Regions from separate parts of the Homo sapiens genome. Here region 2 is linked to region 1. The links are chromatin loops, found by intact Hi-C in ENCODE. Cell type or tissue: endothelial cell of umbilical vein. All regions are shown on one strand. Each heading gives the region's core, and the rest is flanking DNA. Links, peaks and the distances in the headings are about the cores only.

The links. A loop is a pair of places that touch in the nucleus more often than their neighbours do. Peaks named below come from ENCODE experiments on the same cell type or tissue, not always from the same donor. Only the 100,000 strongest peaks of a DNase experiment are listed, where the experiment ranks them.
Region 2: a loop joins it to region 1, with 2.7 times the contacts of the local background. A loop is called at or near these places in 5 of 110 quality-filtered maps.

Annotation. Positions count from the first base shown.
Region 1 is chr12:46,555,352-46,572,393 of GRCh38, reverse strand. The region is part of intron 3 of SLC38A4-AS1 (SLC38A4 antisense RNA 1); the gene reads right to left. Among named protein-coding and RNA genes, the nearest start is that of SLC38A4-AS1, 180 kb to the right of the region's middle. In endothelial cell of umbilical vein, for the core only: no CTCF peak of the experiment used is centred there; a DNase peak (open chromatin) is centred at 9,373; H3K27ac peaks cover 2,455 bases.
Region 2 is chr12:46,436,325-46,448,805 of GRCh38, reverse strand. All of the region lies in intron 2 of SLC38A4-AS1 (SLC38A4 antisense RNA 1), which reads right to left. The region is part of intron 1 of LOC124902923 (a long non-coding RNA gene); the gene reads left to right. Among named protein-coding and RNA genes, the nearest start is that of SLC38A4-AS1, 59 kb to the right of the region's middle. In endothelial cell of umbilical vein, for the core only: no CTCF peak of the experiment used is centred there; DNase peaks (open chromatin) are centred at 2,035 and 2,965; H3K27ac peaks cover 2,462 bases.

The DNA of each region.
Region 1 (17,042 bases), core at 8,332-10,831:
GGTTTAGAAATACATATTTCACTTTGTTGGTCTAGAAAAAGCTGGGGCTCTTCAATTTGCAAGACATGAGAGAAGTCCTCTCCCAAGCTTATACCAAAGATTTTTCTAGTTCTAAACAAGTGCCATGACAGACAAAATTGAAGATGCTGTTTGGAAAGCCTCAAAGGGTCATACATAAGAAGCAAGTGGATTTAAAAAAAGAGTTGTCTACCACAGGCTGATAAATATTGACTTCATTAACTGAATGGTACCCTAAAACTTAAAGTATAATAATAAAAAAAAACTGAATGGTAAATGAAATTGAATAGGGTACAGCCAAAGAACATTTCTGAATGCTTGGAATATACAGCACATGAGTCCACTTACCCACATTTGAATTCTTCAGAATGTATTAAAACTGGTTGTCTAACCAAAACATTGTAAGTCTTAAAGCCTCTTTTTCTTCCACCCAAAGTGTAAAACAACTTTTGAATAGCAAATTTAAAAGTTTCAAGTCCCAGATCAATCAGTCAGCAACACTTATTTAGCTAGCACTGTACATGGACCATGATATTATGCAATAAAAGGGGATTAAAAACAGCTCCTTTGAGTTGCTTACAATCTGCCTGGGGATAAATAAATGGTAACATATGAAAACAATTTTAGGTCATTTACAATGCAACATTTTACTGAATGCTTCTATAAACAATACTTTATACTCTGGGGCGTTTTTAAATAATATAGTTCCCTTCGTTAATGTAGAAATAGCTGAATATCATCGAAATCTATTAAAATTTACTGCCCCTAAATCAGTCTGCTAAGCCAATTACAAACAATTGAGTGCAGGTTTGTTTTGGAGCACACGAGTGTAATTAAATAGTTTTTTACTCTTTTAAAAAAGTTTCTCATGTTATATTTTCAGAAAAGGGAAATTTCATGGCGAGATTTCATAAAAATTTTGACCATACGAATGTCACAAAATAGAAAATCATTCTTTCTCACCTCTATTCTCAAATTGTAAACAGATTCAGATGTGCATACAGCAATGGCACCTTTATGAGGTAACAGGTGAAACCACACTTTTATGAGGATTGGAGGACCCAAACCACAAGATAAAGTTTGTGTCTTCTTTTGTCCCGAGTTTAATGCCAAATATATCCTGAAAGTGGAAAACACACTGTCATTTGCATATATTTATCTAGCATTTTTGTAAGCAAGACAAGAGTCTGAGCATAGTTCTTAGAACTTTTAGCCAAGTACAGAAATAGTTGTGAATGTGGGCAAAAAGGATACACACTGATTCACTATGTGGAAAAATCATCTCAAGCATCTAGCTAGGCAAAGATAGCTAGAAATATTAGATCTGTGCAAAATGTACCTGAAATTCATTCTACTTAATCACATTTTAATTCAATGCTTCGTATGCTGTTTTCTAAATGAATAAAATTATTAGTTACAAATAATGAAAATCACAATTGGGTAAATGGTCAGACTTTAACTCTTTAGGGTTTAAAATTTTTCTTTACAATTCAACAATGAAAAACAAATAATTATCCTCAGCAAAGTAACACAGAAACAGAAAACCAAACACCACATGTTCTCACTTATAAGTGGGAGCTGAACAGAGAGAACACATAGACACAGGGAGGGGAACGACACACACTGGGGCCTGTCGGAGGAGCGGGGTGAGGGGGAGGAAGAGCCTTAGGAAAAACAGCTAATGTATGCTGGGCTTAGTACCTAGGTGATGCGTTGATAGGTCCATCAAACTACCATGGCACATGTTTACCTATGCAACAAACCCGCACATCCTGCACATGTACCCTAGAACTTAAAATACAAATAAAAATTTTAAAAATGGGATAAAGGATATGAATAGACATTCTTCCAAACAATATATATAAATGGCCAATAAGCACATGAAAAGATGCTCAACATCACTAACAATTATAGGAGATTAAAAAAAAAAATTTCTAGAGTGACATAAGTAAGATGGCTGGCTACAGACACCTGGCCCTCATTCCCCTAACAAGAAAGGACCAAAGCAGTGAAAAAACATCTAAGATTTGAATGGAGTGTTGAAAGGAGAGTGCTGGAGGGCAGTGGGGATGTAGAGAGACAGCTGTGGTAATTGGAAGCACAGAGGAAAGTGTGGATGCAAAGTCTGCAACCTCATCTCCCTCACCCCCATCTGATCAGTCTGTAGATAGGAGAGACTTCCCCTTTTGGGGAAAAGGTAAGCAGAAGATCCCCACCAGGCCCCACTGCCATCGCAGACACCTACAGTTCTTACTACAGAATCCCACCGTGCTTGCAAGCCCTGAGCCCGGTTTGGAGAGCTGCCAGAAATTCACAAAGCTGCACTGCTCCGGATTGGGAGGGTAAGATGCGCACTCCCCACCCTTCACGCACTTCCTGTGAGTCAAACTGCTATATCACCATACCACCTTGAGATCAGAGCCACCTCTCAGGCGTGCGCGCCTCTGGGATCAAGTAGCCAGTGCACTTCTCTATCACTGGGGCTCCATCTTTATTCCAGCAAGCTCAGAAGGGTGGCTGAACACCACAAACCCAGCTTTGCAGAGCATAGGCCCAGGATCAGCTGCAACTCTGGCCCTGCACAGCAACTCCTGCTATCTGCACTTCCAGCTGGAGGAACAGTTTGGCAGTCCTACCCAGGGCAAACCCACCCTAGAGCCAGCCAAACTAATGCTTGCCATTTCTCCCAATCAGGAGGGGTCCCTGAGTCACCAAGCAGACAGCATACCCATAGGCTAGTGGTAAAGCTGCATACCCACATCCAAGGCCTGAGAACCAGCCTCATGGCACCTTCCAGACATGCCCCTGGCATACCCAAAGTCCCCACACCAACAACCAGGGTCTCAGTAAAGTCTTATAGACAGCCCCTAGCAATGCTCCCCCAAGCCAGCTGAACATCTCTGTGGCCCACATCCTGAGCCTGAGAAACAGCTCCACAGATTTCCCATGGTGGGCACACCCCCCAGGCTAGCAAAGAAGCTGTGTGCATATGCCCCTGGCCTTAGAAACAGCCTATAGACCAACCCCAGCAAACACGCCCCCAGGCCAGCGAAGCAAATACATGCCTGTGCCCCTGGCCGGAGTAACATTCCCAATCCTAGTGGCCAGAACTCAAGCTGGCCACCATGTGCACACATGTTCCTTTGACTTGAGAAATAAGCTAGCCCACCATGGCAAAGCCACACCACCATCACCACAAAATCTCAGCCTAGGCCACTGAGAAAGTCACAAATGTCACTGGCGTGAATTATGGCTGAAGGAACTACACAGAGACTACACTACTACATCCACCTGAAACCAAAGCCAATGCACCCCATCGAACCAGCACCCCAAGTCCCATTCATAATCAGTCTTTCCCTATAAAATCTATTCTATAAAATTGGAACAGGCAACTGATCCACCAGATGCATAAAAATCAACGTAGGAGCACATCAAACATAAAAAAGCAAGAAAACATAATGCCTCCAAAGGAATATAATAATTTTTAAGTAACAGAACACAATCATAAGTAAATATATAAAATGCCACAAAATGAGTTCAAATTAATAATCTTATGAAACTCAGTAAGATACAAAAAAATACAAATAGACAAATCAATGAAATCAGGAAAATAATTCATGATTTGAATGACAAATTTAACAAAGAGATATATGATTTTTTTAAAAACCACAGTGGCTCACGCCTGTAATCCCAGCACTTTGGGAGGCCAAGGTGTGTGGATCACCTGAGGTCGGGAGTTCAAGACCAGCCTGACCAACATGGAGAAACCCCATCTCCACTAAAAAATACAAAATTAGCCAGGTGTGGTGGTGCATCCCTGCAATCCCAGCTACTCACGAGGCTGAGGCAAGAGAATTGCTTGAACCCGGGAGGTGGAGGTTGTGATGAGCTGAGATCGCACCATTGCACTCCAGCCTGGGCAACAAGAGTGAAACTCTGTCTCGAAAAAAAAAAAATCTTAGAGCTGAAGAATTCAACAAATGAAATATTGAAAATCAATAGCTTCAACAACAGAAGAGACCAAGCAGAAGAAACAATTTCTAAACTTGAAGATAGATCTTTTGAAATAATACAGGCAGACAAAAATAAAAATAAAAAGAATGAAGAAAGCCTATAGGATTTATGGGACACCATTAAGCAAACAAATATTCTCATTATAAGTGTTCCAGAAGGAAAAGAGAAGGGAAAATGTGTAGAAATCATGTTTAATGAAATAATAGCCAAAAAATTCCCAAGTCTTGGGAGAGAAATGGACATCCAGATCCAGGAAGTTCAAAGAACCCCAACAGATTTAACCTGAATAGATCCTTATAGTCAAATTTTCAAAGGTAAAAGACAAAAAAAAATTCTAGAAAACAAAAGAAAAGTGTCAAGTCACATATAAAGGAATCCCCATTAGACCAGCAGCATGTTTCTCAGCAGAAACCATACAAGCTGGGAGAGAATAGGCTGATATATTCAAAGTACTGAAAGGAAAAAAAAAAAAAAAAAAACTGTCAGTCAAGAATATTATACCCAGCAAAGCTATCATTTCAAAATAAAGGAGAAATAAAATATTTTACAGACAAGCAAAAACTAAAGGAATCATTACCATTAGACCAGAATTACAATAAATATTCAATGGAGTCTTATATCTGAAAGTGAAAAAAATGAAAACCAACATCATAAAAAAAAGCAAAACAATAAAATTTACTGATACAGCCAATACACAAAAGAAAAATCAAATCTTGTCACCACAGAAAGCCACTCAATCACAAAAGTAAACATGAAATTGGAAGCAAGAAACAAAAACTATACAAAACAATTAGAAAATAATCAAGAAAATGATAGGAGTAAGTTCTCACCTATCAATAGTAACCTTGGGTATAAGATTTAATTCTCCCAGTTAAAAGCTATAGATGGGCTAAATTGACTTTTTTAATGAAAAAAAGACCCAAAGATATGCTACCCACAAGAAATTCACTTCTTCTGTAAAGATACATATAGACTGAAAGTGAAGGGATGGACAAAGATATTCCATGCAACCAGAAACCAAGAGCAAGCCAGTATAGCTATACTTATATCAGATAAAACAGACTTCAAATCAAAAGTCATAAAAATAGACAAAGACATTATATAGTAATAAAATGATCAATTCAACAAGGGAAAATAATAATTGTAAATATACATGAACCCAACACAGGACCACCCAGATATATAAAGTAAATGGTACTCATTCTAAAGGGAGAGATAGACTCCAATATAATAATAGCTGGGGACCTTCTTCCACTCTCAGCTTTGGACAGGTCATGTGGATATAAAATTAACCAAGAAACATCAGATGATTTAAACTGCACCGTAGATCAAATGGGTTAAAGAGACATATGAAGAGCATTTTACCCAATAGCTACAGAATACGCATTCTCCTCATCAGCATGTTGAACATTCTTCAGGACTCGAAAACAAAAACAAAACAGGTCTCAAAAATTTTTTTTAACTTGAAATTATATCAAGTATCTCATCTGACCACAGTGGAATAAAACCAGAACACAATAACAAGAGAAACATTTGAAACTATACAAATATATGTACTTTTTTTTTTTTTTTTTGAGGCAGAGTCTCACTCTGTCGCCCAGGCTGGAGTGGAGTGGCGTGATCTTGGCTCACGGCAACCTCTGCCTTCCAGGTTCAAGCTATTCTCCTGCCTCAGCCTCACGAGTAGCTGGAACTATAGGCACACACCACCATGCCCAGCTAATTTTTTATATTAAACACATGGAAATTAAACAACTTGTTCCTGAAGGATGATTGGGTGAAAAAAGGAATTAAGAATGAAATTTTAAAATTCATTGAGACAACTGAAAAAAGAAACACAACATACAACAACCTACAGGACACAGCAAAAGTGCTAATCAGAAACATATTTAGCAATAAATGCCTACATCAAAAATTGAGAAAGACTTCCAATAAACAACCTAATGATGAATATCAAGGAGCTAGAAAAGAAAAAATAAACCCCAAAATGAGTAGAATAGGAAACATTATAAAGATCATGGCAGAAATAAGTGAAATTGAGATTAAAAAACACAAAAGATCAATGAAACAAAAAGTTGGTTTTTTGAAAAGATACACGAAATCAACAATCCATTAGCTAGATTAAGAAAAAAAGAGAGAAGACCCAAATAGATAAAATTAGAAATAAAAACATATTACAACTGATACCACAGAAATACAAAGGATCATTAGAAACTACCATAAACAACTATATGCCAATGTATTAGAAAATCCAGAACAAATGGGTAAATTCCTGGACACATGCAATATACCAAGATTGAGTCCAGGAGAAATAAAAAACCTGAAAAGACCAATAATGAGATTGAATCAGTAATAAAAAGCCTCCCAGCAAAGAAAAGTCTGGGACTAGATGGCTTCACTGCTAATTCTATCAAAACTTTAAAGAAGAATTAATACTAATTCTTCTCAAACTATTCCAAAAAAATGAAGCAAAGAGAACTCTCTCTAACTCCATCTACAAGGCCAGCATCACCCTCATCTGAAAACTAGACAAGGACACAACAAAAAAATAAAACTACAGACCTATATTCCTGATGAACATAGATACAAAAATCCTCAATGAAATACCAGAAATTTAATCTACCAATATATCAAAAGATTATACACCATGTTCAAGTGGGAGTTACTCCAGGAATTCAAGAATGGTTCAATATATGCAAATCAATAAATGTGTTACATCACATCAACATAATGAAGGACAACAACCATATGATTACTAAAATAGATGCAGAAAAAGCATTTGATGACATCCAGCATCCCTTCATAATAAGAATTCTCAATAACTTAGGATAGAAAGAAAGTACCTCAACATAATTAAGGTTATATATGACTAACTGACAGTGAACATTATACTAAATGGGGAAAAAACTGTAAGCTTTGCCTCCAAGTACTGGAACAAAACAAGAATACCTACTTTCAGCACTCTTATTCAACATGGCACTGGAAGTCCTAGCCAGAGCAACTAGTCAAGAGAGAAATAAAGGGCATCTGAATTGAAAAGGAGAAAGTCAAATCATCTCTGTTTGCAGACATAATCTTATATACTGAAAAGAAACTAAAGACTCTACAAACTTTTAGAACTGATAAATTCATTAAAGTTGCAGGATACAAAATCAACATAAAAAATCAGTAACATTTCTATACACAAAGAGCAAACTAATTAAAAAGAAATCAAGAAGGCAATCCCATTTACAATAGCTATGGAAAAAAGAAGACCTAGGAATAAATTTAACCAAGGAGGTGAAAGAACACTATAAGGAAAACTACAAAACACTGATGAAAGAAATCAAATTGGATACAAACAAATAGAAAGACATTTCATGCTCATAATAGAAGAATTAATATTTTTATAATGATAATACTACCCAAAGCAATCTACAGATTCATTGAAATCTCTATTAAAATACTAATGGCATTTTTCACAGAAATAGAAAATAAATCTTAAAATTTGTATGGAGCCAAAAAAGACTCCAAATAGCCAGAACAGCCAATAGAAAAAAGAAGAAAGCTGCAGGCATCATACTACCAGAATTCAAAATATACTATGAAGCTATAGTAACCAAAACAGCATGGTATTGGTATAAAACAGACACATAGACCAGTGGAACAGAATAGAGAACCCGGAAACTAATCCACGTATCTATAGGCAAATGGTATGGACAAAGACAACAAGAACATTCACTGGGGAAGGGACAGTCTTTTCAATAAACAATGCTAAGAAAACTAGATATCCATATACAGAAGAATGAAACTAGACCCCTACCTCTTACCTCATACAAAAATCAACTCAAAATGGATTAAAGACCTAAATGTAAGACCCCAAACTATGAATGTACTAGAAGAACACACAGTGGAAACACTCCAGAACATTGATTTAGGCAAATATTTTATGGCTGCGACCTCAAAAGTACAGGCAACAAAAGCAAAAATTAACAAATGTGATTACATCAAACTAAAAAGCTTCTGCACATAAAAGGAAACAATAACACTGTGAAAAGACAATGGACAGAATATGAGAAAATATTTGCAAACTATTTTTCTATGAGGGAATTAATACCCAGAATATACAAGGAACTCAAACATCTCAACAGCAAAAAAATCCAAACAATCTAATTTTAAAATGGGCAAATGATTTGAACAAACATATTTCAGAAGAAGACATACCAATGGCCGACAGGTGTTTGAAAAAAAATCCTCAACACCATTAATCATTAGGGAAATGCAAATCAAAACCACAATTAGGTACCCCAGTTAGCATGGCTATTATGCTATTGTCAAAAAGACAAGAAAACAAATACTGGTGAGAATGTAGAGAAAAGGGACTCTTAATCACTGTTGGTGTGAATGTAAACAGTACAGACATTATGGAAACAGTATGCAGTCTCCTCAGACAACTACAAATAGAACTACCAAATGATCCAGTAGTCCCACTACTGGGTATTTATCCAAAGGAAACAAAATCTATATATTAAAGAGAAATCTGTACCTCCATGTTTATTGGAACACTATTCACAATAGCCAAGATATGGAATCCACTTAGGTATCCAATAACAGATAAATGGATAAAGGCTACATGTTTTCACACAAGCTAAATAAATAAATAAATAATAATTTAAAAAAATTTGATCTCCTAGGAGTAAAAAGTAGAACAGAGGATACTGGAGTCTGGCAAGGGTAGGGAGAGGTGGGGACATGCATGGATTTGTTAAAAGATATAAAATTACAGCTAGATAGGGGGAATAAGTTCTAGTGCTCTATACCACTATAGGATGACTATAGATAACAATAATGTATAGGTTCAAATAGCTAGAGGGAAGATATTAAATGTTCTCAACACAATAAAATGAAATTATGAATATGCTAATTACCCTGACCTGATCACTACACATTATATATATATCAAAACATCACAATGTACCACATAAATATGTACAATTATTATATGTCAATTTAAAATTAAATTTTAAAAAAAGAAATATTGAGAGGGATGATAGTGATGGTTGCACAACAATGTGAATGTACTTAATGCCTCTGAACTGCACACTTAAAAACAGTTAAAATGACCAATTTTATGTTATGTATATTTTACCATAATAAAGAAAAACATAAAACTTCCGTAGAAGAGTCTCAACTGAGTGCATACAGAAGTCATTTACTGTGTTCTGTTTGTGTTCTTGCTGTGTTCCTGCCCCTCATTATTTCCTTGCGCCGCAGAGAAAGAAAGAGACTGAATAGAAAGCCTGTTGCATTTGTGTTTTTTCCTGTGTGCCAAATGCATGAATCAACTACCGTTTCCACTTGATGTCACACAGGCATCTGAAACTCAAAGTATTGCACAACTGAATGCATTGTCTTCTCTCCCATGCCTACTTTTCCTCTTCTATTCTTTACTTATATTGGCATCAAAATTGTAAAGTAAAACCTTTGGCTTTAGTCACAGACACTTGTATTTCAAACAACCACAGTCCAGCTTCCCAAGATACCGCAGATGTGGGTTCCAGCAGCACATGGTGTATTGCCCTGTATCTCAATCATCAAATCAAAAAACTGGGGAGCTATACTTGATTTCTCATCTACTCAGCCCTGCATCTCATTCTTCAAGAATAACTGACTCTACCTCCTCAGACCTCACAGATCTGCCCCACTTCTTCATTCTTTCCAGTATTACTTTAGCACCTAACTAGTCTTGCTATTGTTAGTTTTGCCTTACCCTAATCTATCCTTCAATGTGTTATCAGAGTGACCTTTCTAAGATACAAATATGTGTAGGTACCTTTCATGTCTGAAAAACTAAACTAAAGATGCCTGCTGCTGCCATTGTAGCAACTCCTATTCCAGGAAATAGGAACGTAGATGGAAAGAACATAAAATAGGAACTGAATGACATGCAATATCTGTTGACCAAGATTACATCACTCTGGTAACATCCGTATGTATCACTGATGAAGCATTTATTTATTTATTTTTCAACCAATTTAGAAAGTTTATTTTGCCAAGGTGAAGAACACGTCCATGACACAACCTCAGGAGATCCTGGCAACATGTGCCTAAGGTGGTGGGGGTACAGCTTGCTTTTATATATTTTAGGGAGATAAGAGACATCAGCATATGTAACATTGTCATTGGTTCTGGTAGGGGGTTGGGGTTCCAGGTCATAAGTAGGTAAAAGACAAAAGGTTGCATTCTTTTGAGTCCTTCATCAGCCTTTCACTGAATACACAATGTAATCTGGCTCAGTCAATCTGCATTTTTACATAAACAATAGGGCAGAGGAAGCAATCAGGTATGCATTTGTCTCAGATGAGCATAGGGATGACTTTCTGTCCCACACCTGTGAAGATAAGCTATTGGTTTCCATAGCCAGGGTGAAATTCAACAGAACAGAGCAATTCTCCTGTCTCAGCCTCCCAAGCAGCTGGGATTACAGGCGTCTGCCATCACGCCTGGCTAATTTCTGTATTTTTAGTAGAGACGGGGTTTCGCCATGTTGGCCAGGCTGGTCTTGAACTCCTGACCTCAGGTGATCCACCTGTCTCAGCCTCCCAAAGTGCTGGGATTAGAGGCATGAGCCACAGCACCCAGCCTGTAGCTGTATTATTGAGGAATAAAATGGGAGGCATGTTTGCCTGATGTAGTTCCAGGCTTGACTTTTCCCTTGGCTTAGTGATTTGGGGCTCCTGGGGTTTATTTTCCTTTCACAGTGATATCTATTTTTTTTTTTTTTGGTTGTTTTTTGTTTTGTTTTGTTTATGAGGTCAGTCTCGCTATATTGCCCAGGCTGGTCTTGAATTCCTGGGCTCAAGCAATCCTCCCGTCTTGGCCTCCTGAATAGCTGGGACTATAGGCATGCACCACCGTGTTCGGCTTCTTTAGTGATATCTTCTGAGCACACAAAGCACCAGCTAACATTAACATGCTCATGATTTTGGCAACCCCGCCTAGGGGTAAAGTGTGATGAAGCATTTATAAGTTAAATCACCTCTGTCATAAATTGGTCTCACAGAATAGTCCTTTCTTTTTTTACAGTCCATTTTTTCCCACTTATTTCTATTCTTAATTTCAAAAATATTTAATTTTCTAATTATATTTCTCACACATTCAAGAAAATAACTTGGAATCTAGAAATAAAATGCAACAGCATCTGTGATATCATTAAGCAGTGAGCACATCTTGTAAAAACAGAGAAAGTTACACTCCCAAGGTCTATGAGCAGGTGCAATACACCTTGGCTGCTGAAACCCACATCTGCAGAGTCATCGGAAGCTGGACTGTGAGTGCTTGAAGTACAAGTGTATGTGACTAAAACCAAAGGTTTTACTTTACAATATTCTAAAAAGTCAAAAGTGTGATGAAATACACAACCAAATAGGTAGTTTAAAAAGAAAAAATTAAATGATCATTATCTATAAGCAATGATTTTTGGTTTAAAAACCTCAGTTGAGTCAACTGAAAAACATTAGAAATAATGAGTCCAGAAACATAGCTAATCATAAGATAAATATGCCAAAGACCCATGGCTTTCTTGGAAACCCACAAAAATATATTTAGAAAGTATGAGAAAAAAATCCCTATTCTCAAAAGCAACAAAAAACAAAATATCCTAAAAACTGCCTTTTAAAATACATGGGGATGTAATGAAATACATATCATGGTTCTGCATAAGGATATTGAATTAATTAAGTTAAAAGTATAATGCAATTATTATCAAAATTTTAATAGGATTTTCCTGGTAATGAACTGTTGCTAAAATTTATCTGAAAAAATAAATTCTATATATTTTGAACAAACTCAGAAAACCTCTTACTCTCCTCAGTTTATTTTTTCAGAAAATCCTAGGCTGGCTTTTAAGTGCCTTGCCTAATATATACCTCTGGCATTATCACACTTCACTGCAGCTCTTCATTTTCATGTCTTTCTTCCCTTGGGCTGCTTGAAGTCAGGGATAGTATCATTTGTCTTTCCCACCACCCAGCACAAAGCCTGGCTCAGGGAGCATTCAATATGTTTGCGGAGTAAGTGATTTTTAAACTGGTTAAACAACCACACCAGAGAATGACGGTTAACAGATCAATGTCACTCTGAAGGGTGGGCACCAGTGCCATAAAAGGATTCTCTTTGTCCTGCCTTCTTCTCCATTTTCATCAGTGATTCAATGAATTTGTATATGATACATTTGCTATTTTGTGAATGAAAAGAATCAGGGAAGAATAAATCCTAACCAGGCAGAAATGAGAATGCTACTGAATTCTGATAGGCTGGAAAAATAAGCCTAATTTAGGAGGGTAAATTTCATTAAGTGCAAGTGTAAAATATTGTTCAAGCACATACATGCACACACACAGCCCTATGTGAATAGGAATTGGAGGACGCAGGACAGGAGTAGATTTTTTAGAACAAACTTGGAGCCTTGGAAGCCACACACAGAGATATATCCTCCAAACTCAAAAACAAGGTGGATTTTTTGTGGTCTAAGTGGTCCTAGACTCATCTTGAAAAGCAAAAAAAAATGTTATAATGTTTCCAGATTTAATAACAATCTTCAGGTTTTTATGGTTATATTTGTTTGGATTAAAATCACTTAATATTTGACTGCCATTTTAGATTTCTATGGTATCTGTTTGTGTCATCTTTTTTTAAGCAGAAATATAATTTGGTGCCAGTAAACAATTGCCTCTGTGAGCCTTGGGAAAATTAAACCTTTCCCTGAATCTTCATGTAAGCATGTAAGGACTCGACCAGATACAAAACCAGACACGAATTTGGCCTTCAGCCTTTCCCATAACTATGAGAATAGCATTGTTGTGGCCAAATGTAGATACGTAGACAAGGAGCTTGTTCTATTAGAACACTTTCGTCTTTTCTGGAAGGTTCTCAAATATCAAGATATATGATATGAGTGTTGCTCCATCAAATAAATTTTATTTGAGAATCCTCTCAGAACATCAAGCTACAGCAGTGAGAGGCACATCTGTTAAACAGAGAGTATGCGAGACTTACCAAATAAAGAAATTAGACCTGCTGTTTATGCCATATCTTAAAACATCTTTGCTTTCCTTTGTCTTTTGTCTCTATTTCTCTCTCATCCATTTATGTGCATATTTTGCCACTACCAATGTAGCAGAATACAGTGGAGGCACGTGCATAAAAACTCTAACTTAACATAAACAAATTATATTTCAGGTTTATTTTCACTTCAGATATATGTGAAATTTGCCCTTTTAAAAGGTAAGTTTGAGCATTAAGTTATTAATACTTTTTTCACTCTATCCCACGGCCATTATTCATAAGTGATAAGGGCCAGAAAAATGGGCGTATCTTCAAACATGTAGCTACCAGTCTGCATGCCTCACAAAACAAAACTGCTTCCTATAAATATTTTCACATACAAGCAAATTTCCCTGCGTACCATGAGGAATGCGACAGAGACAGGCAACCTACCATTATACTTCCAATAAATGCAAGTGCACAAGATGGTTCCTGAACTGTTGCCACGGATTTCAGTAATATCTTTTGGTTTACCAGACACATAATTGACTAGCTCAGACTTGACTAAAAAAAATAAAAAATAAATGCTAAATGTCTGGTATGTCTGTAGAAGAAAATGCCAACAATATCATGTGTTACACTGTTAACACTATGAAAGAAAAAGGAGTGCTAGAGATCAAAATTTTCCATCCTTACTTTCTCCCTTAATGAACTGTTATATTTTCAGACTTTATAAATATAGCATAAATATCATCTGGGATCTACTCTCTCCTTGATTCAAACATCCATCCCATGGGTTGTAAAAGACCAAAACCCTCTCCAAAATATCTAGACATTTGTGGGGGAAGGAAAGCTGGAGAAGGAAGAGCTGGTACTTCCTTGGCTCCAAATGCCTGCTTCTGCTTAATTTACTCATTTACCACTCTTCCTGTTGGTGCTGACCCTATTCCACCCAACATGGAAGGAAACCTTTCCCATAATTTTCAATCCAAGAACAAAAGAAAACCCTCAAAAAATGGGTTCTTATGACAGACTTTACTAAAGTTTGAGGAGTTGGAATACATTACAATTACAGAAACAGACACCACTTGATTGACAATTAAACATTCTAGTGCTGAATAATCCTGCAGACACCCCAACGCCTGTATTTTCACTCACTGCCTTTACCCTCTGTGATTTCCCAGTATTGCATCATCTCCCTGGCTATTCTGCTCCTCTCCCCTTCCATGAACATTTCTCCTTCTCTACCCCTTCTTTCATATATCTTCCCAATTCCAGTGAAATCTCTGCATATCCAACCACAAAAATTAGTACTAAGACTACCTTACCATATTCAGATCCAAAATGGTGCTCAGCAGACCAAAACATATCTTCTGTTTACAGTATCCAACTTCCTCTGAAGCCAGTTGGGGTTGGTCTTGGCCATTTCCCCCATTTAAATGATAACATATGTGTTTGTTAAAATAATTTGGAGCAGGATTTGAAAATCTGGAGAAACCAGTTGTTTATGTCTTTGCATATCACAACTTTTTAAGAATATAAATTTCAAATTAACCCAACTATTCAAGGTTATTGGAGTGAGTCATGTCTCTCCTTTCGTGCTCATGGTTGCTTAATCGTGAAAAGACCATCATATAAAGATCAAGGAGATCAGGTTCGATTGAAACTTTTTCCTGACTTCCTCACACTGTCAGCCACCCTGGCTCAGCATCTCGAAGTTTTCCCTCCAATGTAACTATCCTTACATGCTATGGAGGATAAAAGCAAGATAGGAGTGTCTTAACATGAGTGAATTGTGACAGTTAAGAAAATAACATTGTATCCCAACTTCAAATGATTTCTTAGTACATAAGTGTTACCCTAATTGCCTTCTCTTCTAAATTGTTGTTTGGCTTTTTACAGACGTATGCAGCATTAATTTTTTTACACATTTTATACTTATGCACTGTTGTTGTATTTTGTAGTCATGTAATAAATTATGCTGACATAGGTGGGGGCAGAATCTGCTGTCTTCAAACATTGCTTATCTCATGTCTTACAGATGCTAGCATCCGATTCTCACATATGAAGTGAATCTAAATGGTCTCACACAACAATTTTTGTCGTGGGGTTATTATTCTAATGATATCAGTTTGAAATAAGATTCACTTTGACAAAAAGAAAGAAAGACGTATTTTGCTAAAGAGAAAAAGAGTTCCCAGATTTACTCTTTTTTTTTCCATCTAGCCAAAGCTGTATTTCTGACTGAAAGTGTACCTTACTCACTCGCCTTGTTGTTCAACTCATGGTTTAGAGATGCCCTGGAGGTGAAAATGACTGCTGAAGGGCTTATTCCATCCAACCCTATGATTCACCGGTCCTATGAGCCATAGTTTGTAATTGTAACATAATGGAAGATATTATTTTATGAAAGGAGAAGCTATGACTTGTCCAAAGAAGAAATATACATTATAGTAAATATAAGGTGAATTAGGATACAAATTAACACTTTCCTTTTGTATGAATAGGATTTGAGTGAGTCATTTTAGATGGGAAAAAAAAGAGACTAAAAGTTTAATTGATTATTTAAAACATTTGGTTTATTCTTAATGAGTAAATCATCCTAAATTATGTGTTTTCTTTGTTCTTAAGGAAATGAGCTTTTGAATAGAAGGATTTAAATACTTTAATATTAATTAAAATGTATTTTTACTTCTTTAGTTACTTCAGAAATATATATGTTTTAAATTTCCTTTTATAGTAGATATATTTCCACTTCATTAATCAAGAAAATTTTATTGGTGTCATATAAGTACAAGCATTTAAAAGAAAAGTAAGCAATTTGCCAATATGATGAGTAGCCAAATTTGAAACTCAAACACTTTAAGAACCAACTGACTTACAGTAATTGTGTTGTATTTTTCCATCACAGACAAGAGCATTTTGGACTATCTTATTATAAATCCAGAGTCCAGGGAATTCCAATGAGATAATGTCATTGACCTTGAGTACAGATAATCAGTGGTGAATGTTGTAATATGATAATGTGAAAGTTGCAAGAAGCTCATTCTCAGACTCTATTAAAAAACCTGCTAAATAAACAATAGGATGAGGCACAGTGCGAACTAAGGGAGCAGAACTTTAAGGCATGTTACCTAAAATAGAAAGGCTTCTAAATAACTCTAAGAGATTAAGAGTGAGCCCTCACGCTTAACTGCTGTTAAATTAGTTCAGCATGTGAGCATCTATCATGTACTCTCTCCTCTGCATCATGTAAGTGACCAAAGATAAATGTCAACTTTTGTCTCAATGATTTTCATTTAGTTTTTTCCTTTGCCTTTTGTATCATTTAAGTCAATTAAATTTTCCACCATTCTGAAAGCATGCAGCTTCATCAAAAATACTCCATTTCCACAAACGGCACACTCCACTGTGAATAAGAGAAAAATGTTGACTCTTTAAAGGAGCAATGCCATAAGAGAAAAAGGTGCTATGTATTTTGCACCTACAGGCTGCCAAAAAACTCCTTGATATTTGTCAGAAATGCAGCTGTAATTAGGGAGAGCAAAAGAAAATCAACTTCAGTTTGTTAACTGACCTGAGGCATCTAATTCATGTACATGTTCATTTTGTTAAAACATGCAAGCAAAGAGCTATTGGAGGCCATATGCCATTTGTTATGAAAAGCACATTCCTTTAGTCTTTGTAATGAAAGCCATATGGCTTTCTGAAAGTTAATTATATCATAAATATGCCGTAATAGTGGGGAGTGTGGTCTAGTAGTTGCTGGAAGAAACTTCGAGACTGGTTTTGAGTCAGTTTCTCGGTTGATTCAATTCAGAATTTCGGGGAAGTCACATGCCCACTGTGCCTCAGTTTCCCAATACTGAGAATGATGATAATAACATAGCACCTAAGTAAGAGAAGAGAACTGAAATGTTTTCTTACTTAAAGGTAAATAAAAAATACAAACTATAATTTAGGTCAATAAACAAACAGTAAAAAGA
Region 2 (12,481 bases), core at 1,654-4,153, 120 kb after region 1:
TACTTTATAAAGGGCTTAATTGTATCAAATTAACTGTCCTTACTAGTTGGCTAGTTATTTTGTAAGCAAATACTTAACAGTTATCCAACTAAAAGTGGACTTGCACATTTTTCTTTTACAAAAGACAAGGCTCCCAAGTTGTCTAACCTTTCCTGTGATGACTAGTGGCTGCCAGGATTATGCAGATATTTTCAGAAAAACGGATATGCTTAATGTCTTTTCAAGGTAAAGGTAACATTTTAATAGTGAATAAGAAAGTAACTGCTTTTCTAAATTAATTTGTTGCTTTGAAAATGGGTGTGCTAGCAGCTTCTGAGGTTGCCCCTGCTGATCTTCTCTTCCCGGTATCTATGTCCTTGTGTGATTCCCTGCCCTAGAATATGGACTGGACTTAGTAACTCTAATAAATAGGATTATGTAAAGAGTTACTTCTGAGATTATGTTACAGAAAGACTGAGACTTATATCTTATTCACCCTCTCTTACTCTCTCTTTATTGAGAAGCCCATGGCAAGGAACTACCACCTCTAGCCAACAGCTGACCAGGACCTGAGGCATGCCAACAGGCACGTGGGGGAACTTGGAAGCAGAGCCTCAGTCAATTTGGCCTTGAGCTGACTGGAAGGCCGGCCAACCCCTCAGTCACAGTTTTGTGGGAGACTCTGACCCAAAATAATGCAGCTAAGCCACTCCTGGGATCTGTGACCCACAGAAACTATGAGATAAGAAATGTCGGCTGGGCACGGTGGCTCATGCCTGTAAACCCAGCCGAGGCGGGCAGATCACGAGGTCAGGAGATCTTCCTGGCTAACACAGTGAAACCCCGTCTCTACTAAAAATACAAAAAATTAGCCAGGCATGGTGGTGGGTGCCTGTAGTGCCAGCTACTCGGGAGGCTGAGGCAAGAGAATGGCGTGAACCCGGGAGGCGGAGCTTGCAGTGAGCCGAGATCGCACCACTGCACTCCAGCCTGGGCGACAGAGCGAGACTCCGTCTCAAGAAAAAAAAAGAAAAGAAAAGAAATGTCTGTTGTTTTACCATACTAATTGTGGGGATGATTTGTTATGCAGCAAGAGATAACTCATACAATTGGGGAAATGTTTCCTCATCATTGATTTAATGGCTAAAAGTAATGTGACTGTGTCTCATTAAAAAAAAAAAAAAAAAACAAAACAAACAAAAAAACCTTTCCTATCTGCACATTAAAAAAAAGATGAGAAACAGAATTTTCTAGCCTGTGTCTAAATAATTCAGATTATGAATTTGAACCAACTACTAAAAATATTAAAATGCAACATCTTCCAAAGAGTTTACAAGAATGACTAAATGATATCAGGAAAAACAGAAAGTTATTAATTACATTTCAAGAAAAACCTAAGTACAGTGTTTAAGACTGAAAAAAAAAACTGCAAAAACTGCATTATGACTTAGTTATAATGCCAACAAACACTCCTTCAATCGGAACTGCACTTCACTATTTGTGAAGTGTCTTGATTTAATTAAAACTAGAAATCAAAATAAACTGAACTTAGAACCAGTCCTTTAAATTACCCCATCATAAAGTGTTAAATCAAATTTTTCAAAAACATATCTGCATTTTCAAACACATTATTCATTCTAATGTTTAAGAAAATTTTATAGGAGCAAAAACTAACATTATCTTTAAATATTTCCTATTTAATTACATCTGTGTGTATTTCCGAAGGGATATAAGAAACTAATCTGATAGTGTATATATAAAAATAAATATATGCAAATAAACACATATTTGAAGAGTATATGCTCAAGTTATTTTTACTGGTAGGTGTATGCAATTAAAAGAGTTTATATAGCCCTGACCTCAAAGACAATTCCAAATGCTTTCCCTCAGTTGGCACAACCTATCTTTTTAGTCCTGGTCTTAGAGCCACTTGCAATTCTCAGGACACGATTGACTGAGCTTAGAAGCAGATCCTGTTGCAGAAGTCCCTTTCTACACCACTACTCCTATACCCACTCCCAAGTCCATGGAAGAATTCCTCCTCATATTTCAACGCCTAGCTTACTTGTCAAACAATTCATAACATTTCCTCCCTCCTTCCCCTCCTTTCACCTCTTAATGCTCTCAAAGTTCCTTTTTAACCCTTTTATTACAGAACTTACCATCCTATGTTATATTTTAAGGATTTGTTTCTGTTCCATTTACCCTTAACAAACCAAGGGCTTTCTACAAAATTTGCTTAGTAGCAGGTAGTATGCTGAAAATGCTGTTGAATACATGAATTAATGGATGAACTAATTTTTTCAGAACTTTTTTCCTGTGGCTCAAACTATAGCAAGTTGAAAAGGGAATCTCCTGTCTTATTCCAGTCAGATATCTGTATATCTCACCACCAACATTTAACTTAATAATTATTTTTCCAAAAAAAATTAAAAATTAATTTAAGTAACAGATTCAGCATTTCTGAGCAGATTTCTTACAACCGTGTAAGCAGCAATATCCTATGGTAAGGAGCCAGACTGTGTCAGGTTAAATCCACCTTTGGCACCTATTAACTCTGTAATATTGGATATATTAAATATCCTCATTGCACCTCCATTTCCTCATCTGGTAAAATGGGGAAAATAAGATATGGCACAGACCTTATCTTATTAAAGGTCCATAAATGTTGCTTGTTATCCTGTTGACGTTTTGCAGATGTATTAAATAAATATTAAGTGCTAAATATACTCCCAGACTAAGCCTCCCTGGACCTCCAGTGAATGCACACAGCACACACAGAGATAAGCATGTTAAGGACAGGAGCTCTGTCTACTTTTATTTTCATTGTAGCCCTAGAACCTGGCACATAATAGGTGCTCAATTACTGTTTGTTGATTGATTTCAGAATTCCCCATACATTTCTGCCTTATACAGATTTGAATCCACATTGTAGTTTCAGACTACCCTTTCCAAAAGCATTCTCAGGATGGCTATTGTCAGAATCAGGATGTGGAAAAACAGTTAATGTGGTTATGTTGCAGGAAAAGCTGAGAAGAAGACCTGAAAGGAAATGACAGTTCAATAAAGACCAACATTCTATCAGTAAAATAATGGGAAATGATTCATAAACGCAGTATTTACACACAAGTACAAAATGTTCTAGTACTTCAGAAAGTAAAGAAGGTTCATTTAAAAACAAACAACAACCTTGGCAGACTCTAACATAGAATTAAAAACTTTTAAAAATTAAACCAATTCTATTGTCAGAATTCTTTTGATTGTCAGCAGACTAGAACAAGATTAACTAGTATAAGAAAGAAATTGTACGGTGTCACATAGGTGCCAAATTTAGAAGACTGTCTCGCCAACTTAAAGGTCTCTTCAGGTGGGCCCGTCCATCTCTCTACCCCTTTCTCCACACATCTGTTCATCCCTCTGACTCCAGCCTCTCTCTAGATTTTTAGTTTTTTATCTCTTACTACGGGCAAGTTTCCTTGATTTGGCAGTGGAAAAAAAAAGGGGGAGAAAGGCTGCAAATGACTGCAAGCAAACTGCATCCCAGCTCACTGGCCAGAGGTGAAAGGTTTCCTTTCCTCTTAGCTGCATATAGGGTGGGAAGGGATGCTGGGAAGACCGGACAATGTGCATCCACCACATCCAAAAAGGAAAACATGCTCAGAATTCTACTACCACACACAAACTACATCTCATCTTCACACTTCCTTCCAACATTAATGAATAACTTTTAATTACTATCCTGGTACATATTTTTTCTTTTGGCTTTTTGTCTTAAGCATTTTACCTGTTCCTCCAGAGGCTTTATAATGACCAGATTTAAGTGTCTAAAAGTCATTATGCAATAATTCACCTATCATTTCCTTAATGATTAAAATTTATGTAATTTCCAGATATAGCTACATTTAAAATACATTATAATTATTCTCCTCTTACCTGAAACATGTTACTTTAAAAAAGTATCTCCTTAAGATAATTCTCAGAAATTGAAATAATGGGTGCAATGTTAAGAACATTTATATAGATCTGGTTCTTAGGATACATTATCAAATTTTTGTTCAAAAAGTTGTATTAAATTTCAGTGTCTCCACAATACATACGTGCTGCAGCATCACCATATCTTCATCAGCAGTGAGAATCATATGCAGATAAACGTTTAAGTCATGGTTCCTAAACATTCTCACTAGCTCAGAATGCCGTCATTAATCCTACTACACTTATGGCCTGACCTCCTCACCTGGGAAGACACAGGAAACTGCCAAGCATAGTTCTAGCACACAGTAGGCACTCACTAAAAGTTAGATAAAATTTCAACTGAATGTATTATGTTCCTATTCATGTTTCCAGGGAAGATCAGCTTTTGAAATGTTAGCTTTGATCATACTAACTATAGAAAAAAGATAAGCAAAAAAATATATATCTTCTGGTTACTTCTATGAAAACCTAAGACAGAAGACACAGGACTTACCTTTTTATCTGTCTACTCCCTTGATCTTCTCTTATCTCTGTTTTGGCAGAAAGGACAAATAAATCTGAGGGTTTTGTATTTTTTTTACACAGAAGCATAATGCAATTAGCACTGGTCCTTTTTAAAGACTGTTGTATTTTTAAAGATTAACCAAGCCTACCGTTGCTTAATTAATGTTGTGGGTCAAAACCCTGGATGCCCATCAGAATGACCTGTAGTGGGATTTTAAAATGTAGATATCTAAACCTCTTCCCAAATCCTCTGGTTTAGAATCTCCAACAGGTGGAGCCAGGTATTTGTAATTTTTTAAATCTCCACGAGTGATTCTGACACACAGCCATGGTTTGAGAACCAAATAAATCAACCAGTAATGAGGCATGAGTATTAATGTCAGTTATTCTTAGCCCTTCAATTTAAATTGCAAGCTAAATTTATTAGGGTTTTTTCCTTCTCCCTTTCTGCTGTTTCATGTGTCCATGTGGAGAAGGTTCCACAATAGCAATACTCCCCTCTCTCAACCAGTGCGATTGCTCAGCACCTCTGCCTGCCCTCTGCAGACCAGCCTGCAGCACCCATTCTGTCCCCCTACCCCAGGAAGCCTGTAGTTCTTTAGGTTTCCAATGACTGGCAACTGGGGATGTCCTCTTACTGCCTGACTGAAGGACTGGCAAGTCCCCTGAGCTAACACATCCATGCCACATTCTCCAGAATCCACTGACCTCTGGGACCCTCTCTCAATCTCCTTGTCAGCAACTGGGCCAGGAAAAGCGTGCTTATTTCTTGGGCTCCCTCAAACCCCACCTCTAGTTGTCTGTCTATGCATTTCATCTTCCTCGCTAGACAACATGCTCATTGAGGGCAAGTTTGCATATCTCTCCCTATGGTTTGTAAGGCTCAGAGCTTAGCACATACAGATACCAGACAGGTACGTGAAGAGCAAACATGGGCAGAAAACTGAGGTCCAATCTACACCTACGCCATGCCAAACACCACGTGAAGCCTTTATCTACCTTAGTTCATGCTACCCATACACACTCCTATGAGATAGGATTTAACATTCCCAAATTGCAGGCAAGAATAGAAATGGTCATCAAATGAAGTTCAGTCCATCAAAGACTATAGGCAAGAGCATTAAAAAAGTGGGATTGCATTGCTCTTTTTCTACCTGCTGCCTAGTTTTCTTGAGATAATTTACTGTAAGCACATAGCCGGAAGTCCACATATCCCTTATATGACAGACATGTAGTTATCTAGAGATGTGTTCTCTGTTGGAAATTGTCTAATTGATGAGATCTGACCCAGACAAGTGTTTTCTTTCGATGTTGTTCATTATCATGCAATCTTGGTATTTTAAATAGGATTATGCCGTTTGGGCTGGGCACTTAAAATTTCCCTAAGGGCCAAGGCTGAGTAATTTTCAGGTAATGAGCTTTAATGTCCAAGGAAAGAGACATCCTGAATCACCTTCTGAACCTGTGCCATGAATCTGCTGTAAAACTCAGTATCAGTAGTTCTAGAACCTCACATAATTGATCTTGTGACTTGAAATTGAATCACTTTCAAGGTTTCTTCCAAAGTGGTTTTGCCCTCCTGAACCATACTCTATTACAGCTACACTTATCCAGTCAGCTGAAGAAAAAGAAAATGATAATTCTCTGGTGTTCCTGCCTTTGTTGAGCAGCCTTTAAAGTCACTCTGAGCCCATTTCACCCTCAAGAGCAGAGGCACGCCAGAGGCAAACTCTCCCAGCCTGGAAAAAAAAAAAAAACACTTAGGTAAAATGCAGAGGAAAAGGAGATCTTACTGCTCGTGAGCCAGACTTAGGGATTCAGTCTTTCATACTCCAGGGGCTCTGAGTCACTGTGCTGTGGAAGTGATCTGAGTTATATAAATCCTTGTGCACATCACCAGAGAGAGACTCTATGTCAGTGTGCAATATTAGTGTGCAAAGTATAGTAAAATCTGTGAAGCCAGACCCCACTAGTTCAAAACTAGGGATCATAAAACCTTATACCTGGCACTATCTCCTGTTACAGATGAGTAAACAGGCTCATAGAAGTTGAGTGACTTGCCGGAAACCACATGGGTATTGAGTAGCAGGACAGTAGTTTGAAGGTAGTTCTCCAGAATTTAAGTCCAGTGCTCTGTTTTTAAAGAATATTTCCTGTAAATGCAGGGAAAGCTGAAATTTAACTTTATTCTAAGAAAAATATCACTTATAATCTAAAAAAGCCTAACTGAGGATATAGGTGAGGGTAAGCAGAAAGAGATATGTTTTTCCTACTTAAAAGAGATTACTGGGCTTGAGGAAGAAGTAGGAGGTAAGAATTAGAGGTCCACTCTTGAATTTATCAGCTGGGTAATTGAGGGGAAGTTAGTTGACTTTCTAGTTGTGAATGTCCAGTTTTTGACCTATAAAATGGACCTACTCACAGGGTTATTACAATTATTAAATGAAAGAGTACAGATAAACTAGCTGAAACTTAGCAGGTGCTCAATAAATGTTGCTACTCTTCCTTGAAACAGCTATAAATTAACACATTATTCTTATCCATTCAGTAGAGAGCTCTCCCAAGGACTCTTACTTCATGTTTTTTGGCCTTTTATTGGGTCTACTTATTGGCTTAATTGTTTATTGTCTGCTTCCTCCTACTAGAAGGTAAGCTAAAAGATAGCAGGCCTTTTTCTATCCAGTTCCACTCTTTATTCTCAGTTCGTAGGACAGGACTTGACCGATAGTGACAATTAGAAAAATTTGCCAGGCCAGGCACGATGGCTCATGCCTGCAATCTCAGCACTTTGGAAGGATGAAGCAGGCGGATTGCTTAAGTTCAGGAGTTCAAGACCAGCCTGGGCAACATGGCGAAACCCTGTCTCTACAAAAAATACAAAAATTAGCTGGGCTTGGTGGCACATGCCTGTTAGTCTCAGCTACTTGGGAGGTTGAGGCAGGAGGATCATCTGAGTCTGGGAGGTGGAAGTTGCAGTGAGCCAAGATCACACCACTGTACTCCAGCCTGGATGACAGAGCCAGACCCTGCTTCAAAAAGAAAAAAAAGAAAGAAAGAGAGGAGAAAGAAAATAAAAAAATAAAGAGAGAGAGGGAGGGAGGGAGGGAGGGGGGGGAAGGGAGGGAGGGAGGGAAGGAAGGAAGGAAGGAAGGAGGCAGGGAGGGAGGGAGGGAGGGAAGGAGGGAGGGAGGGAAGGAAGGGAGGGGAAAGAAAGAAAGAGAAAAGGAAAGAAAGAAAGAAAGAAAGAAAGAAAGAAAGAAAGAAAGAAAGAAAGGAAAGAGGAAAAAGAAAGAAAGAGAGAGAAAAAAGGAAGAGAAAGCAAGCAAGCTTTGCCAAGTAACATAAAAGAATTAACAGCTTCATAGGGAGAAGTGAACCCACTTCCCCCACCATAATCCTTTTAAGAAAAGAAGATTTCACTAATTCTTTTATCCTAAATTTTTCCTGTGTACAGAACATGGTTTTATGCATATTTTAACTTATGTATGTATATGCATATATATCCAATATCAAAATAAAGTATATACCCTTTATGAGGTAGTTGTTGTCACTGAAGAAAGAATAGATACTTGGGGAGAAACAAAGAGAAGCTCAATATTAATCTACAAATGTCTTACTTCTTTTACATTAAAAATGATAGACAAAGTCAAACAAGAGCTAATTTAATCAGAGGGGTAGAAACTGTGTGGGAAAATGGCATTGATACAGAAGAAATAGAAGCTGACCCTGTCCTAACAAATTTATGAAGTAAATAGTCCTATTCCAAGTTTACAAATTGGGGAATTGAGGCTTAGCAACTTGTCTAAGATCAAGTAGGCAGCAAGCAGCTGGACCAGGTGGGGAAGTGAGGACAGGGGTTTAGCCATTTAGACCCAACTCATGCCTGGAGGACTCAGCTTGATTTCCCAGCAGATCAGATTACCATTAGCAGAATTCCCAGTGTATCTGCCTCTGGAAAAACCTATATGATCATCATTATTAGAGCAGTGTCATTCCCCAGAGGAGTGAGATCGCTGAATGTCCTTTAGACAAATGATGTATTTGTGACTCATTGCCCTATTATAAATAAAAACACTGTGTTAGCCAATTTTCACCCAGTTATGGTCATTAATAACCCCAAAAAATCTCACTGGCTTTTTAACAACCAAGGTTTACTTCGCATTCACATTTCATGTGTTGGCCATGACTGTGCTCCACATGGCTTTTTCTTTCAGGATCCAGGCTTGAAGAAAGAACTCCTCCGGGGAACATGCTGAACTTGTGGCAGGGGGAAAGCAGAGTGCCAACTGCCATGGCCCTTAAAGCATTTGCCTGGAACTTCTACTCAGACATGGCTTACATCACGTCCTTTCACTCCATTGGCCAAAGCAAGTCACATGGCCAAGTGAGAAGGATAGATAGAGTCCTTCCTCAGGGAATTACTATAAATCGTATGGCTACCTTGCTACCAGCAGGCATTATACAACCTTTAAAGGGTACAGTGAGTAGTTGTGAAAAATACTGTAATACAATATTCCATGGATACCATGTTCTCTGCTTTTGTAATCAACAGGTAGGGTTTCTGTTTTCGTTTCCAACAAACATACTAACACTTGCTTTTTATCATTTCCATAAATTATTTGTTTCAGAGGCAACAGGCTGCTGGAGAAAGTATTTAAATATTCCCTGAAGTTCCCAGAAACTTTCCTTTTCTGGGGGAAATGCAACAAATACTAAACATTCATGACCCATTCTAATATTGTTCTTCCAAAATTATCATGGCCACACCAGGCTGATTTAAATACATTATTGTAGACCCTTAGATTTTTGCTATGTAGTAATACTTCAAAGGAAACAAACAGCATAAATGCCCAGAGTGGGTTCATTTTGTTAAACAATGGTTTCGAATTTTCCCATTGTGGGTATTACAGTCTAAGTAGAAGGAAATTCAATTAGAAGTGTCTGTGCTTTATCTAATGCTCAGCTGTCACCATCTTGAAATTCTTCATAGTTTTTGAACAAATGATCCACATTTTCATTTCGCACTGGACTCCGCAAATTATATAGACAGTCTGGCTTAGAATAGATATTCCCTCTTCTGGAACATTTCCCAATACTTCCGGCGAAACCAGGTACCTCTCCTAGGTGCTCACATAAGGCCCTGTGACTATGGCCCTTGACGCCCTTTACTGAAATTTATAGACTGTCTTCCCGTCTGGCCCGTGTGTTCCTTGAAAGCAGGAACAATGACTAATTCAGCATTGTATTTTCAGCATATACTATGCAACAAATATTTGATGAATAAATTAGTATCAGACATTAGTGTACCTTTGTAAAATTCCCAGTTTGTGAAACTTTTTCTCTGGCAGCTGAAAAACTGCTCATTGCTGCTCTGGTGTTTTTCCTGTGCTCTTTGCCAGGCACTGCCAAGTAAACTGACAGCAGCAGAGTGCCATTTTCCTACACCGTCAGGCTGCTGTGACTTTCCCTAGAGGGACCTGAGCCTTCAGCTGGAGTCTCACATCACTTGGATCTGTCCCCCAGATTGACTTTTTTCCTCCCATACAATATAGAAAATCACATACAGTATTTCACTTATGTTTAATACTTGAAATCTGTGGCTACTGCCAAAAGCATAGGACAAATGCAAATTACCATAGTCCAAAGGAAAAACTAGAAATTTACAAAGAATGCATTTTTTCACATCCCACACAGTAATTAATGGGTCTATTTTCAATTAATAAGGTATTTCTGATGCACGAGAACTAAGTTCAAAATAAATTTCAGCAAACCATAAAAGGATCTACATCTCTTTATATATACTTATCTTTGAATAAAAATAAACTGGAGCATGCGTTACTCATGTAAAAACAAATCTGGACAGTTAACCAATAGCCAAGTTGGGGAAAATATCTGTAAAATCAGCACTCTGTAGACAGACGTATGCAGTACGGTAAAGCACACAGACTTGAAGTACAAACATCTGTGAGTTCAAATCCTGACTGCTATTTACTGGCTGTGTGATCTTGGGTCATTTATTGAAACCTCTCTGAGCCAGTTTCCTCATTTGAAAACTGTGGATAATAATGTCTGTCACCTCATAGGTCTGTTACAGAGATTAAGAAGAAGATATATATGCAGAGCACGTAGCACAGAGCCTGAAACTCAGAAAGCCTCAACAAGTCATATTCACACCCTTCCAGCAGCACTAATGCCCTAATTCCCTCACATTCCCTCCTCTGCCTCTGTCCCATTCACATTCTATTCCTCTCTCCCCCTTCTCCAGATTAATCTCTAGTTACAGATTTGGTTAATCCCCAATGCACAAAAGTCAATAAATTATCTTTTTAAAGGAATATTCTCAAGCCTTTGGTTTTTGTGGATTTATTTCTTCAGTAATGGAAAATTTTCTGTACTGTTTTTTGAAAATATATGAATAAACATACATCAAGGATGCCCTCTCTGACATCAGTAAGTAACTCAGAGATGTCAAATATGTAAAAATGAAGACTTGCTTTGCTTTACCGGAAAAGAAATGGTATCACCAATAACTTTCTGATAAGAGGTGCATTGTATACAACATGAACCTCTTAGATCATCTGAAGGGAACTGTTTTCTATGACATTTTTCCTCTCTAGTTACCTCAACATTCCTCATAAATAATATTTGACAGAAAAAAAATAACTCATAGTACAGCTATAAAAAAAATCTGTCTTCAAATATGCACATCTAATGTTTGCTACTAGGTTTAATTTTCTATGATTTCATCATCCAATAACTCAGGGAGAAAAATGCCTTAACATATCAATTACCAGGTATCTGCCTTGATCAAAATAGCCAGATAGTTACCAAAATCTTAATCTCACATAGAGTTACGTGGATAAGTAAAGTAATGACAGTATTTAACACCACCACAATTTGCTATGAATGAAATTTCCATATTATCAACAAACATCAATTGAGGAATCACTCTATATAGACTAGAATATTGTGCTATAGTGACACAGGTACCAGAATCTGAGACCACAAAAGCCTAGCCAGCCACTTTTTTACTCCACTCTGGAAAGTCTAAAGACTGAAGAGTAGAATCGTCCTTTAGAATGAAGGAGACTGAGAATTAAAGTCAGCAGAGCAGGATTTGAATTGTGGTACAAGCCGTCTGGTCAGACAGGCCTTGAACAAATCATTTAATATCTCTCTGAGCCCTTAATTTTCTCACTTAAAACAGAAACAAATATTATATCTCTTCTTTATTTCAAGAGGTTGGGATGCTTGAATGGAACTATGCATAGGAAAGAATTTTATGAAATATTATGTGAATATGAAGTTGTTTTGTTTGAAATGCTGAAACGAACTGAAGTCCTGTGTCACATTCAAACGTTTGTTAGAGTCACAGGTCCAGCCCATATTCAAGGGGAGGGGATTAGACAAGGACATGGATGCCAGGAAGAGGGGATCAGTGGCAGCAACCTCAGAGGCTGCTACCACATCCATTTTCAAAACAGCAAATTAAGTTAGAAAAGCAGTTGCTTTCTCATTCACTATTAAAATGTCATTTTTACCTTGAAGAGACGTATTAAGCATATTTGTTTTTCTGAAAATATTTGCATAATCCTGGCAGCCACTAGTCATCACAGGATAAGTTAGACAACTTAGGAGCCTTGTATTTTGTAAATGAAAAATGTATAAGTCAACTTTCAGTTGGATAACTTTTAAGCCTTTGGGATAGGTCCCTATAGATGTGCTCACTGTGGAACATATATAAACTATGATTGTGTTGTAAAATTGTATTTAATGTGTGTATCTATCTATCTATATATTTCACATATTACATAATTTATTGTAAATAACCTGAAATATATACCAAAATGTTAATAGTAGTTATCTTTAGATGGTAGAATTACGGGTTATTTTTTCATTTTACTTTATTCTTGTTAGTTTTCTCTTTTTTAGTTGGTGCTGTTGTCTTATGTTTTTGCTTTTGAAATGAAATTGTATTATTTCTGATCATAAGAATATAAAACATTGTAGACAGTATAAAAAGACA